2 separate regions of the Homo sapiens genome follow, and region 1 is linked to region 2. Evidence: read pairs that join two places in POLR2A ChIA-PET (ENCODE). Cell type or tissue: A673. All regions are shown on one strand. Links, peaks and the distances in the headings refer to the core of each region. The heading gives the core; the rest is flanking DNA.

What was found. ChIA-PET counts read pairs that join two places held together with the same protein. Peaks named below come from ENCODE experiments on the same cell type or tissue, not always from the same donor. Only the 100,000 strongest peaks of a DNase experiment are listed, where the experiment ranks them.
Region 1: POLR2A ChIA-PET joins it to region 2 with 17 read pairs; 2 of 35 experiments call an interaction of 5 or more read pairs at or near these places.

What each region holds. Positions count from the first base shown.
Region 1 is chr7:138,225,143-138,228,061 of GRCh38, forward strand. No RefSeq gene overlaps it. Among named protein-coding and RNA genes, the nearest start is that of MIR4468, 100 kb to the left of the region's middle. In A673, for the core only: no CTCF peak of the experiment used is centred there; a DNase peak (open chromatin) is centred at 1,109.
Region 2 is chr7:138,283,569-138,286,487 of GRCh38, forward strand. No RefSeq gene overlaps it. Among named protein-coding and RNA genes, the nearest start is that of MIR4468, 160 kb to the left of the region's middle. In A673, for the core only: no CTCF peak of the experiment used is centred there; no DNase peak of the experiment used is centred there.

The DNA.
Region 1 (2,919 bases), core at 131-2,630, 58 kb before region 2:
TTTTTGTTCTTCTTAATGTCACCACTGGTCAGAAGTAAGCCATTTTGCCTCAAGAAGAAAACAAACAAACAAACAAAAAAACACCATATGGATAAGATAATCCAGGCTTGTTAATTTCCAATCATTATTTTAGGACCACTGATACTGTTCCATGTTTTCATATCTGTTATAGCATTTACTATAAGGTAGGCAGCTATTACTATCACTATGTAACAAATTAAGTAGCTGAGCTCAAAGAGGCTGCCGTCTTGCCAGTCATAATAAAAAGCAAGGCTCAGGTCGAGACCCAGGGCTTCAGATTCCAAACTGGGAGCTGATTTCTTATAGCTGAGATCAGAGGTTATAACCCTCTGTTCTGTTAGTAAATCTATGAATTGGTGCTCAATCTAAAATGCTACTTAGAAATAATTAACTAGGGCCAGGCACGGTGGCTCATGCCTGTAATACCAGCACTTTGGGAAGCTGAGGTGGGTGGATCACGAGGTCAGGAGATCAAGACCAGCCTGGCCAACGTGGTGAAACCCCATCTCTACTAAAAAATACAAAAATTAGCTGAGTGTGGTGGTGGGCGCCTGTAATCCCAGCTACTTGGGAGGCTGAGGCAGGAGGATTGCTTGAACCCAGGAGACAGAGGTTGCAGTGAGCTGACACGGTGCCACTGCACTCCAGCCTGGGCGACAGAGTGAGACTGTCTCAAAAAAAAAAAAAAAAAAAAAAAAATTAACTATTATTCTCCTCCTCCAGGATTTCTCATTCTCAGCGCTATTGACATTTTTCTTTATTGCAGGAGGCTGCCTGTGCATTGTAGCATGTTTAGCAGCATTTTGTGCTACTTAGAATCCATTAACTTGATGCAAGTAGCAACCACACACACACCTTTCCCCAATGATAACAAAATCAGCCCCAGTTGAGAACCACTGTTCCGCTCTATGCTGAACTCCTGTGGAATTCCCATCCTCTGTGTTTCCCTCAGCCTGTGAGAACACGAGTGTAGGCCCTGAAAACCTCCTGCCTGTGGCCTCTGTTTGGTCCTCCTGGACTTCCTGTAGGCCCCTTGCCTGCAGTAACCAACATCCTCACTGTGAGCCTTTATCTGTCCTTGGAGGGTGTCCAAAACCTACTCACATCCGCTTGATTCTGTACGCTAGCTCATCCAGGCAGCCTGAGTCCATGGCTATTCAAGACCAGGAGTTAAAATTGAATTGGCTGCCCAAGAATGATTTACTGGAGGCTTCTGGAAATGTCTTCCACAACTGGATTAACTATTTTGATTAATTTGACCCGTCAGTTTGTTAGGAAGGAGAGGAATAGCCATTTAATTTATTTATTCACTTAATTTATTCAACTGAATAATTTATTTAGATGCATTCATTTATTTATTTAACTGATACTGTGACTGAGATGACTTGTTTTTTGACTAAATTGAACAGTTGAAATGATCAGATTAGTTGTGCACTGAGACTCAGCCTGAATGCAGCTACCATCTCAGTGCAAGTGATTTCATATCCTTTATGCCCCAGAGAATGTAGCTCAGTTAATAAATAATCACAATTTTTATTCAGCAGTTGTTTCTAACTATTCTTTTTTCTTTTCGTTGCAAAGAATATATGATTTTTTTTCTTAAATTTCAAAAACGGTTGTAAAAATAATGTTTGGGTACCCTTGTGCTGATATGACTGACTGTATCTTTCAGGCAAGAGAGAGCGTCATTCACTAGCACATACACATAACTCAGTACAATAAATGTGTGTCATTGTACATCAATGGTGGATTTCCTGTGTGATGGAGGGGAGAAAAAGAGAAGACAGAGCAGAGGGTTCTCTTCACACTAGATTTCTTAGGGAGCTCGTAAAAAGGATTTACTGTATTTTGATTAATCCATCCTTCATCCACCTTGAGTGTCTCCATGGCAACCGGATATTTGTTTCCCAAAGATTGGCTTTCAGACTATGGAAGGTTCATTCAGCTCCATACAAAACCCCCTGTATTGCTGAGAACCACATATTTGAAATTCAGTGTGCATAGACAACCACTCCCAAACCCTTGTCTGTGTTACTGATGCCAGTGCTACTATCATTTTATCAATGACAAGACATGATCAATTTTTGAGGCATTTTCTCAGAGTTAACACAGACATCTGTTTTGCCTCTATTCCTCAGTAACATTAAGTATTTTAAGCTTAGCTTGAAGGAAGCGAGCTAAGTAGCCATTATGGGACTGAAAAAAAGAAAAAAGAAAAAAGACACCATGTCAAATGTTGGTTAGAGTATTTCAGGGCATAGGTCTGTAGTACTGCACCAATTAGATGCTCTTGTAAATAAAAATAATATCCAAAATTAATGATCCTGGCTGGGCGCAGTGGCTCACTCCTGTAATCCCAGCATCCTGGGAGGCCAAGGCGGGCGGATTACTTGAGGTCAGGAGTTTGAGACCAGCCTGACCAACATGGTGAAACCCCAGCTCTACTAAAAATACAAAAAAAAATTAGCTGGGCCTGGTGGCGCACGCCTATAATGCCAGCTACTCAGGAGGCTGAGGCAGGGAGAATCGCTTGAACCTGGGAGGTGGAGGTTGCAGTGAGCCAAGATCATGCTGCTGCACTCCAGCCTGGGAGACAGAGCAAGAATCTGTCTCAAACAAACAACAAAAAGGAAATAAAAGAAATTAATAATCCCTTTCTTAGCCAGGCATGGTGGCGTGCACCTGTAGTCTCAGCTACTCAGGAGGCTGAGGTAGGAGCACTGTTTGAGCCCGGGAGGCAGAGGTTGCAGTGAGCTGAGATTGCACCACTGCACTCCAGCCTGGGTGACAGAGCCAGACCCTGTCTCAAAACAAACAAACAAAAATTCAGTGTGTACTAGCATGCAAAGGACACACATTTCATAGATGAGGTTGCATGATTTGCCCATTGTCTTACAT
Region 2 (2,919 bases), core at 115-2,614:
TGGACAACAGAACAAGACCTTGTCTCAGGAAAAAAAAAAAAAAAAAAGATATAAAACTTTACCTTACCCCATTACCCTAGCGTTCAGTATCTTTTGTCGTGGCATATTTTATTTTCTCTAGATCTGGCTATTATAGATAGTCTCTGGAAATAGAAGTTCAGAGCCTTTGGTAGCTTAGTGAAGTATAGAGACTCTGATAATGATTTCAGTACACTTACTGATATCTATGTGATGATGAATTTTAATAATACAGCAAATAAGATGACCAACTTTCTCAAATCAAAGACCCAAACAAGGCCAGGCACAGTGATTCATGCCTGTAATCCCAGCTACTTGGGAGGCTGAGGCAGGAGAATCGCTTGAACCCAGGAGGCGGAGGTTGCAGTGAGCTGAGATCACGCCACTGCACTCCAGCCAGGGCAATGACAGACCAAGACTCCATCTCAAAAAAAAAAAAAAAAAAAAAAAAGAAAGATCCAAACAATGTCAATGTTAAGAATATCTGATAGGGCCAGATTCAGTGGCTCATGCTTGTAATCTCAACACATTGGGAGGCTGAGGCTGGAAGATTGCTTGAACCCAGGAGTTCAAGACCAGCCTGGGCAACACAGTGAGACCCTGTCTCTACAAAAAATACAGAAATTAACCAGATGTGGTGGCATGCACCTGTAATTCCAACTACTTGTGAGGCTGAGGTGGGAAGATCACTTGAGCCTGGGAGGTCAAGGCTGCAGTAAGCCATGATCACACACTCCAGCTTGGTTGACAGAGCAAGACCTCATCTCACACACACACACACACACACACACACACACACACACACACACAGAATATCTGGTGAATAAAACATTCACATGTGAATGTCCACCTACATGATTCAAGTATGGTCCATATTTTCTAAACTAGCTCAACTGTATTAACAGAGCCATCCTGTTTTTGGGGGCCACAGTGTGCAGAAAGCTGTCAGACAAAAAGGGGTTCTCGAGGGGTTAATTTTGTACAGATAATTTGTGCTATGCTCTGAATCTTTGAGTCCCTCCAAAAATTCATATGTTGAAATCCTAACCCCCAAGGTGAAGGTATTAGGAGGTGGGGCCTTCAGGAAATGATTAGGTTATGAAGGGCAGAGCCCTCATAGTTGGGACTAGTGAGCCTATAAAAGAGACCCCAGAAGTTGGGCTCTATGGCACATGCCTGCAGTCCTAGCTACTCAGGAGCCTCAGTTGGGAGCATCACTTGAGCTCAAAAGTTAGAGACCAGATTGGGCAAAAGCAAGATCCCATCTCTAAATAATAAAACTAATTTTTTTTCTTTTTTTGAGAGAGAGACTCGCCTGACTTGGTGGCTCATGCCTGTAATCCCAGTATTTTGGGAGGCCAAAGCAAGAGGATTGCTTGAGCCCAGGAGTTCGAGACCAGCCTGAGGAACACGGTGAAACCCCCTCTCTACAAAAAATAAAATTAGCCAAGCGTGGTGGCACATACCTGTGGTCCCAGCTGCTTGGAAGACTAACATGGGAGGATCACTTGAGCCCAGGAGGTCAAGCCTGCAGTGAGCTGTGATTGTGCCACTGCACTCTAGCCTGGGTAACACAGCAAGAGCTCATCTAAAGAAATAACAATAAATTTTAAAACTAAATAAATAAAAAATTTAAAAGAGAGACTTCAGATAACTAGCTTATCCCTTCCACCCTGTAAGGGCACAGCAAAAAGGTGCTCTATGAATCAGAAAGCAAACCCTTGCCAGACACTACATCTGCCAGTGCCTCGACCTTGAACTTCCTAGTCTCCAGAACTGGGAGAAATAAATTTCTGTTGTTGTTAAGCTGTGCAGTCTATGGTGTTTGTTTAGAGCAGACCAAATGAACTAAGGCAATTTATTGTTAACATGAATATGTTTTAGTAATTGTATGTCCTTTCAGGATGGTAGAGGCTTACTGATATTTATGTTCAAGAACTATGAACAAAATTACTTCTGAAAATCTAAAAATGAATTTTTAGATTTTAAATGCCTTTATCATTTATTGTAGATCATGATACACACTTTACAGAATTTATGGTAATGTCCTGGATATTTGTGAATATCTTCATTGTCCATGGCCATCATAGGCCTAAGTACTTATGAAATATTTAGGCAAGCCTATGTACATATATACTTTGACAGTGATTCCACTGTTCTCCATTCTGATATTGTAATTTAGTCTAAAATATTAACTCAAGTCTTGTTATCAACAAGTAGTGTCTGTTTCTCACCTGAGAGTTGCCTGACATCATTGTATAAGCCACAGACCAGATATTGGGTTTTCTGGAAGAAACATCAAAAAGTATCTTCAAGGTCAAGAGATCGAGACCAGCCTGGCCAACATGGTGAAACCCCATCTCTACTAAAAACACAAAAATTAGCTGGGCATGGTGGCACGCACCTGTAGTCCCAGCTACTCAGGAGGCTGAGGCAGGAGAATCTCTTGAATGTGGGAGGCGGAGGTTGCAGTGAGCCGAGATCACACCACTGCACTCCAGCCTGGTGACAGCATGAGACTCCATCTTAAAAAAAAAAAGTAGCTTCAGAGCTTTATGATAAAGACTTGACTGCTAAAAACTGAAGGGATAGGTATAATTGTCAATTTAACTGACATTATTGTCATTACCATCATTAATTAATGACATTAACATCATAAGGATTTCCAGGACTATTATGGTCTAGAAGCAGATGACTTGGTAAAAGTATATTACTAGTTTAAGATAAGCAGAACAAGAAGTTGGAAGAACAAAATGATAAAAATCGAATTGTGAGGCCAAGCATGATGGCTCATGCCTATTATCCCAACACTTTGGGAGGCCAAGGCAAAACATTGTACATTTCATATTATGGAGAAGAGATCAAATTCAGACAATAATCTCCACATGTGTACTCTTTTTC